Regions from separate parts of the Homo sapiens genome. Here region 2 is linked to region 1. Evidence: chromatin contacts called from ENCODE Hi-C or POLR2A ChIA-PET data. All regions are on one chromosome and are shown on one strand. Each heading gives the region's core, a stretch centred on a gene start or an enhancer-like site at or near the end of the contact. The rest is flanking DNA. Distances are from core to core; before and after follow the strand shown.

Region 1 (4,352 bases), core at 386-2,885:
GCTTGGCAAATGTGACCAAATGGCAGACATTATAATGCCTGCCAAAAAATTGTAGATGCTATGGATGACGTCTGCCTGTAGAGAGGATTTAATTTTCTTCTGACAGGCATATAGACCACAGGAAGATTATCTTGATCTATTGGATTTGGATTTCAGATTCAATATGAGGGTTTGTGAGAACTGGTCTTTTTTAGGTTCATCTTTATTCCTAGAGCCTATCCCTTCAAGGAGCTCAAGTGTGAGCCTGGTATGTTTATTAGAGATTCTCTTTCTTGGCAGGCTATGAACTTCAATTTTTTTCCAGCACCATGAGACTACTGAACTGTCTGCTTAGATTTTTAGCTTCTTAGCAGCTGCTTTTTACTTGTTTTCTTGGCAACTTGCCTCACACATGTGCAGCTAGAAGTTGGAAAATACCTCAAGGAAAAATTGCACATATAATACCCACTTTCCATCTCTGCAGTTAGCTTTTCTTTCAGATCATGAGTCCTCAAGTTGTAGCGTCCTTGGTAGCCCTATCCACCAATTTTCAACTCCCCTGCCAATGAGACTGTTAGAAACTCTTGGCTGCTGATCTTTGTTCAGCATCTATGTTCCACAAAGCAAATTGGCAAATGCCCTGAGGGTGGCAAGTAGAAACTAGTGTAGTGTTCACTTCTGTCTGTTTTTCTTCTTTCCAGCATTTTGGTCTTTCAAGATCGAGGGACATTTGGAAGATATAATGGAACTCCCACAGGAAAGAGTTTATGTAGAGTAGATTGCAAGAAAACTCAGGGATGATGGTGAGGATTGAGTGGCAAATAGAGGAAACATTTCTAAAATTACAGAAGTTTCAGCTAGATGAAGCCTGGGAAGGGAGCCTCAGGTAAATTCACAAAAATGCCCATGAGAAAGAAAGAATCAGTTTTGAACATCTGCTTGGCCCAAAGAGTAAAAAACCATCTTAGGGCAGTCCTAATTTACATAAGGGAAGAGTTTTCTTATTCCTTTTTTTCCTCCCCTTTTCCCACACTCCAACCTATACTGAATTAGTAACAACAAATAGATAATGTGAACGAGAGTCAGGGAAAAAAAGAAAAGAAGTATCCAATCCTCCCTTCCCACTAAGATGCCAGCCTGCATTGTGTTTGTGTCAAAAGTAAACACAATATCATGGAATTGCCTATATTCTAAAATAATTCACTAGGTTTTGCCAACCCTGCTTCCAGTGGGTAAACAATTGTATCACTGAAGCTCAGGTTCCAGTTGGCTGTCCGTGGTGGCTGTATGGGGGCTCTTGGAATGCAGTTTGAAAGACAGAATGGTTCTTAAGTCTTAAAGCCCCATCCTGCCTGCAGAGGAACCTTGAAGAACAGAATTGAGCCCAATATGCTGATACATTCTTTTCTGAATTCTAAACTTTTTCCATTCTTGCCTTTTTAATTCTATCTCATTTCTAAGCATAAAATAAATATAGCACTGAAAAAGGTGTTTGTGTCCCAGTGACAAATATAATCCATGTAATTGTTAAACGGGAAATTCCAGAATCCCCCTGTGGCCTTGCCTTCTATTAGGCAGGAAGAAGCATTCCCCCAAAGACAGACTTGACTAGAGCCTCGTGTCCCCAGAGGGCCTCACTGGAAGTTAGTCTTTGGAAGTTCTAGCATAAACATACTCCCACCCACCTGGCTCATGTACAGGCCATGAACAACTTGGCTTTTCTTCCCAGCAGAGCAATTTCTGTATGAGTCACTTGTCTCCTTATTTGGGACTTTCTGCCTCAAGGGACCTTGAAGATCCATCCAATACTGTACAGAGAATGCACTCAGCAAACAATGAACAATAGAAAACCTACGAAAAAGAAAGTCCCCTCCTCCATGTGGGCCTGGTACTTAGTTCAATGGAAACCAATAACCTAGGCCAAAGTAACACACAGATGCAAACACACAAGGGAATATGTTAGAAGATGAAAGTTTGTCTTTCTGAACAAAGAGACTCATCAATTCGGATCTAGAAAACACAGCGTCCCAATGCTGGGAAGTCTTGGGCATTCTTCCATAGGAGCAGTCATAGTCCCTAGACCCAACCTTCGCTGGAGCTGCTGTTGGAGAGCTGCCTGTTATGTACAGAATGGACACACTGCATAGAGCCAACACTTGAGAAGAGAAGGCTAAGCAAAAAGACACAAGAGGGCTCATGGTGGTAGACTGGAGCATACAGGCAGTGGCCTTGCCTATAAGCATCCTTGGCTTGGTCCCAATGTCCTTAGTGAAGGTTTCAAAGTTTTGTCCTGATGCATTGGCATATCACAAATTATTTGGCTCTCTGCCTATTTTCAGATCACCATCATGGAGGAACTTCACTGAACAAGAAATATATCCCTTCACAAGCCAAGTACAGTAAATGAGTTTTTATGCTTGTGGAGTATTTTTAATATTGTGGGATAAGAAGGGCCTTTCCTTTTCTATCTTAATTTTCTGACTATGCAAACCATTATTAGTATCTTGGGGCCCCTGGAAATAGCTAAGGTCCCTATTGGTGCTTCCTTGACCATGGACTCACTAACATTTATCTGTCTAAAGTGAAAGGTATCTTTAATGATCCCAGCTGACATTTATTCAGTGCTTCTCACTCAGCTATCCCAAAGAGCTCTACAAGCTGATTTACGGGCTGTCCGTGGAGTAGAAGTGAATGGTAATGACCACAGTGATGATGATGGTGATGGATCACCCAGGCTCTGGTATTTAATATGTCATGTTGTTTCTGGGGCGTTTCCAATTTCCTGAACTTCCCAGTGATTAGAAGCGTAAGAGAGTGCTCCATCCATTTCATCTTGCATTTCTCAGTGGAGATAACTCTGATTGGAGCCTTGGGAGGCCTTAATTCTCGGTCCCCCTTATACAAATTTTAGTAATGAGCAGAGGGCAGACATTTTGAAATGCTACAAAGTTTGTCTGCATCTCTCCTCTTACAGAACATGGAGATGTGCACTCACCTCCTCTTTTGGAATGCCCTCAGCCACCTGAAATTCTCTGGGGCTTTTCTGCTCCATGGGGAAAAGGGAGGAGGCAGAAGCCAGGATAAACTGTCAGTTTAGAAGGTTTATGGTGACAGAATCAGGCACAGTGCTTTCTAATTTTTTTTTAAGCCATAGGAAGCCCTGCTCCCTTTTCAAACAAAATCCTTTAGTTCATCAACATGTGAAGCAGATAAAACTGAGCTGTTCCACCCCAATCCTTCACCCTCACCCCACATCATGGTGGCCCCTGGGACCTGGATGGAAAACCTCTGGCTTCCTGGGGTTCTGGGCTGTGATCTGTACATAGGAGACCTGAATTTCTTTCTAGGGCTCCTCACAGACTTTTGAGTAAATTATTGAATATCTATGTGTTCTCTTTGTTCCATCTCTAAAATAGAGACTAAACAGTCTTCATTGAATATTACCATTGAGGCTTTTAAAGGTACGGTGTAAATATGCCTGAACTGTAGTAATAATAGGGACAATATGATTTCAGGCATAGTTCTGAATGCTGTCCTTTATAACCTAATTTAATTCCTATAACCTCTCTATGGGGCAAGTACTATTAAATATTATTATCTCCATTTTAAATGGTGGAAACTGAGGCACAGAGAGGTTATACAAATTTCCCAAGGTCACTCATCTTGTAAGTGTTGTAGGCATGATTCAATACCAGGCAGCCTGATGCCAAAACCCCTTGATATGAACCCCTGACACTTGGTTTTAAAACTTGTTAGCATATTAGAATTGCTTAAAGAATTTAAAAAATTTCAGAAGACCAAGATGTACCCCAGGCCAATTAAATTACAGTCTCTGTGTATGGAATATTAGTGACAGCATTTTTAAAAACTTCATTTATGGGTTGAGTTCAGTCCCCCCAAAAAGATATGTTGACACCCTCAACCTTGATACTTAAGAATGTGACCTTATTCCTAAATAGGTCATTGCAAGATGTAACTGCTAAAGTTAAATGAAGTCATATTGGAGTAGAGTGTGCCCTTAATCAATATGACTGGTGTCCTTATAAGCAGATGGCCGTGTGAAGTTGGGGCCTGATGAGTTGTGATTGGCCTCTGATTAGAGCACAGCATAGCCGAAGAAGAGAGTGTACACAAAAGAAAAGAAGTCCAGAATGGTAGGTGAAGGCAATTTTCTTTGGCTTCCAACTTCCCATCTTCTCCTGCTTTCCCCTATTTTTCTAGTCTCCATCTCAATCTTCTTTGCCACGTCATGCATGCCCTTGAAGCATTAGAATTCCTTAAAGCTTCATGGGAGAATGCCATGGGATGATGAAGACAGAGATTGGAGTCATGCATCTGCAAGCCAAGAAATGTACAAGATTGCTGGCAAACCA
Region 2 (4,598 bases), core at 101-2,600, 98 kb after region 1:
CAGGTATACACTTCCTAAAGTTAATATTAAATGACCGGAAAGTTTTCAGAGTACATGAATAAGTGTACTGTTCTTCCTACCAGTCCTATCTTGCTTCTAGCACAGTGAAATTTGGCCTGCTATCTGCTTAGCACAAGGCTCAGCAAATCCTTGTTGAACAAAAGGAAATTATGTTGAATTCTCCAACATCCTTGCAATTGCCCAACAGTTAAATCTATCCCGGTTTCTCTTCTTTCTTTCTTTCTTTAGGGATCTCCTAACCAGTTTAGCATTGCTGACCTATGTTTCCCTGTTCTGACCACTTCCTCTCTCAGCTCATTGATAAAGATTTTTCCATAGGAGGCCAACCCGGGTATGCCTAACTATTATGACCGAGGAAAGGGTCTAGTCTCCTTTGTTTATCTGCTGTCTGAGCCTACCAGGGAGGTCATGACTTTAAAAATATTTTCCCTACTCTGAATGGTGGGTGGAATCAATCTAGGCTTTTGGCACAGAGGCCTAGAGGAGTCTTTGAAGCCGACTTTGCCTGCGGTAAGGAAGCCTGTCTCTTGCTTTCCTATTCCCAGTCTGTTGAGCGTCTTCTGATGGGGCCACTGTTGTGTGGGGAGGGGAAGAAGCCTCCCTGATTCGAGGAGAAACTGGAGTGTTCGCACCACCCTGATGAGGGATACAAATATATTTGCCCCTGGTGAGCTGTTTGTAATTAATGCGTGCTTTGTGGTTTTAATCTTTCTTTAATCTGTAAAGCTATAAAAATTTACAGCTCAATTTTAGAATCAAGAAAAAAGCTAAATTGCACAGCTCAGTCCTTAAAGTTAACCATTTCACAAGATCACAATTGCAAGGAGAGTGTCCGCAGAGGCTCTTCCTGTGCTGTTCCATTATCTTTTCTCAGTGGTCTTGTTTTGTCCCTTATCCAGAAGTCACTGGAAACAGGAGAACCATCTCTCTACCTGTTTCTGTCTCACAAACACACACAGTGCCCCAAAGAAAATAAACAATACAGTACATGGTCTATAAAGCAAAGGGAAGAAAAGAACATCTTAGGTAAATACCAGACTACTTATTTTATGATTTTTAAATGTCATTTTTGCTCCAATATTGACTTTTTTTACGGAGGATGAATTATAGATCCTGCAGCACTGGGAGAGACCAGGGTTTCCTTTCTTAGACACAGCTGGTCAAGTTAAGAATTGAAGTCGTGGTAATTAGTTACGAGTTTCTTAGTATGGAAGTCCAGACTGCTGAGAGAACCCTGCGAGGTGACCCCTCCGGGGAAGACAATACACCCGGGAAAGGACCGGAATGGGCAACGAAGAAGCACAAAACAACATCCCAATCTTGTTGCTACAAACAGATGTTGCCGCGGGCGCTCGCTTGCAAGAACGAAATACAATACAATCCCTCATTTGTCTGACCAGGTTTCTCTCTCCAAGAATTGGTTTCGAGGCAAATTATTTCAGGGTTGCACAGGCTGGTAAAAGGCAGTGGAATTGGAAGCTATCGTCCTTGGCGACCTCAAGTCTCAGAAATGATGCTGTGAAAGTGAAAGGGGTTGATCAGGGGTCAGGGGGAGACTTGGAGCCAGAAACCAGGTCACAAGGAAGGAGGGGGCGGCCAGACTTCCAAGAAGAGGTTTTGAGAAACTAGCTAGAGGGAGCGGGTGTGAATTAAGATTCCTGGAAGGAGGTCATGGGAGGCTAAGGGGGAAAGAAAGAGAAAACTAAGTTAGTATCAACCCTGCCCTTCCCGAGATTTTGATTGTTCTCTCAGTGCCTATACAGACAGAGAAATGCAGGCTTAAAGAAATGGAGATTGCATTAGGGAAATTCAATTTGCCAAGACAAAAAGAAGTTCATTCAGATGAAAAGGGGTTAGGATTTGGTGAGGGGAAAGCCCTTTTGTTTTGTTTAGAAGAGTTTGTTTTTTTGTTTTTGTTTTTGTTTTTTAATAAAGTGTATATTAACTTGCCCTATTTTCCAACTTGCTTGTGAAGCCAAGTGAGTCAACTGTATTCTTATATGTTTTGCCAAAAAACATTATTATTCTATTAGAAGTTAAAGGCAAACACTACTACAAACCTGTAATTACTTAAATCTTGAATTTATTGCTCTCCATCTATTTTCCTTAATCTAACTGCTTCTATAACAATAAGCCATTATTGTTGTTGTTGTTGTTTTAGAGATAGTGTCTCGCTCTGTCACCCAGGCTGGAGTGCAGTGGCACTAACATACCTCACTGTAACCTTGAACTCTGGGGCTCAAGGGATCCTCTGGCCTCAGCCTCCCACGTAGCTGGGACTACAGGCATGTGCCACCACACCTGGAGAAAAGTTTTTAATTTTTTTAAATTAATTTTTTAGCTTTTTGTAGGAAGGAGGTCTTGCTATGTTGCCCAGGCTGGTCTTGAATTACTGGCCTCAAGCGATCCTCCCACCTCGACCTCCCAGAACACTGGGATTAAAAGCATGAGCATAAGAAGCCATTTTGAGGGCAAGCAATACTACTGAGAATAGATATTTGTTGAAAACCAGTTGTATGCCTAGCACTGCATTTGTAACAATAATACTAACCAGTGCCTATATAGCACATCTATCTATCTATCTATCTATCTATCTATCTATCTATCTATCCATCTATCTACCTATCATCATATATCTATGCTAGGTGCCAGGCTTATTTTATGAGGTCTACATGTAATATTAACCCCATGACAACCCTATAATATAGGTACTATTTTTACCTGCTCTTTACAGATGAGAAAACCATGGCTCAGTGAAGTTAATGACTTGCCCCAAAATTATGTAGCTAGCGAGTGACAGAACCAGTGTTTCGGTCAGACTGCTGGGTTTCAGAGTCTGGGCTGCCAACCATGACACTCATTTCTTTTCATGGTAATTTCATGCCTTTCAAAGTAGGTAGTGTTATCATCATTCCCAGATAAAGAGATTGAGATTCAGAGATTAAATAATTTAACCAAGATTGCCTAGTAAGTGGGAAAGCCAGAATTCAAATCCAAGCCTATTGGAATCCCATCTTGGAGGGAGAGCAGTAGCTGAAATGCTTTAGACCTGTGCGTTTTAAACTTTAACGTACACACAGATTGCCTGGGGATCTTGTTAAATGCAGGTTATGATTCCATAGGTCTAGAGTGGGGCCTAATATTCTGCATTTCCAACAAGCTACCAGTTGATATTGATGTTGCTGTACCATAGGACAACACTTTGCAAAGTAAGGCTTTAAGAGCTAGGAGCCATAAAACAGAAGGTGTTTCTAAGCTGTTCCCCCATCCTTGCTCTGGTGAACATGGAGGTGGCAAATTTAGCTTGGGATTCTGCAGTTTAAAATAAACTCACTATTTTCTTTCCTTAATCATCATATACTGCCATTGAGATTCAGGGAGTTTCTTTCATAAGTGTAACCACTTATACTCTTTTTGATTTAAAAAAAAACCATGTCATTATTAGATTCATCCTAAATGTCACCACTTTCTTCATAAAATATCTCTTTAAATTTCTTTTACATACATGCATTCCCCTTCGATTTGCACTTATGTCCTTTTGTTCTGATCTACCTAATAAACTCAAACTGATCATCAACCAAAAATTTATGACATGTTGAATTTAATACTTCATTCAGATTGTTTCCTAATCACCTACTTTTAGAACTAAATCTGGAATCCAATTTTGTCCATTTCTCTTCAATCAGAAGATCCTTCATTTGGTTAGTTATCTTGAATTTCCTGTGGAATTTGTACCCTCCAACTTATGTCTGTCTTTCTTTTCTCTATAAACACCATAACTAGATTCTGAACCTCAAATCTATATGTCAACTGTGGCCTACCCAACCCCCTAGAAGGCAATAGAACAATATCTTGGAATTTATGATTTATGCCAAGCCCCCTTGTCAGCCTCACTTCTACTGCCAACTGAGCTGAAAATTGAAATTCTGGTTCAGTCTGTAGAGTCAGACTCTGTTCTTCTGTTGTGTTAACTAATTCATTGCTAACCTTAGCTGCAGTGTTGTGCTTACTCAAGAGCATCTCATACTAAAGACTTTAAATGTCATTTACAATCTCTTTATTCCTTTCCCTCATTGATCAAACTTATCCAGAGCAACAATTATTTCCTTCTGGGTGCTAATTTTTTCCTCCATTTCATGGCACTTTCAAACAAAGCTTGCAGGCACACTGCAATCCTTCATTAACTGAAAACATGCAAAGTGCACAAGCCCTTCCAATGGAAAGTGCAATGCAAAAGCCAAATGAGGTAAATTGCATTACTTGACCGGCCCTGGGACAGTTTAAAGAGTGTTACATATTAATACGCTGCCAAGTCTCAAGATGATGGGAAGATTCTCATCAGAACCCAAGGCAGTTATTGAAGAGGAGACCACCCCTGCTGCACACAAATGCAGTCTTGCTGATAATCACTGATGGACTTATGATGAAAAATAATAAAAAATATTGTTCAATGGGGGAAAAATGATAGAAGAGGTCAACCAGGGTCACCATGGCTAGGCATCCCCTCAACTAATTTCTAATTAATACATTCATGATCTTTGTTTATAGCCACTCATTTCATTTTATCATCATGCCTA

Evidence for each region. A loop is a pair of places that touch in the nucleus more often than their neighbours do. ChIA-PET counts read pairs that join two places held with the same protein, here RNA polymerase II (POLR2A).
Region 2: a loop to region 1 is called in a map of IMR-90, with 2.0 times the contacts of the local background. The contact joins two enhancer-like sites. A Hi-C loop is called at or near these places in 1 of 168 maps with a recorded cell type or tissue (IMR-90). POLR2A ChIA-PET finds 5 or more read pairs at or near these places in 2 of 52 experiments (AG04449 and PC-3).

What each region holds. Positions count from the first base shown.
Region 1 is chr18:24,762,281-24,766,632 of GRCh38, forward strand. LOC105372028 (a long non-coding RNA gene) reads left to right here. Exons shown (of 3, transcript NR_134604.1): 3 at 4,201-4,352. Among named protein-coding and RNA genes, the nearest start is that of LINC01915, 140 kb to the left of the region's middle. Within about 2 kb of position 1,636, at least 3 of the 41 ENCODE cell types and tissues checked have a DNase peak (open chromatin) inside an H3K27ac peak, as active enhancers do.
Region 2 is chr18:24,861,046-24,865,643 of GRCh38, forward strand. No RefSeq gene overlaps it. Among named protein-coding and RNA genes, the nearest start is that of LINC01894, 120 kb to the right of the region's middle. RefSeq lists an enhancer at 1,490-1,991. Within about 2 kb of position 1,351, at least 2 of the 41 ENCODE cell types and tissues checked have a DNase peak (open chromatin) inside an H3K27ac peak, as active enhancers do.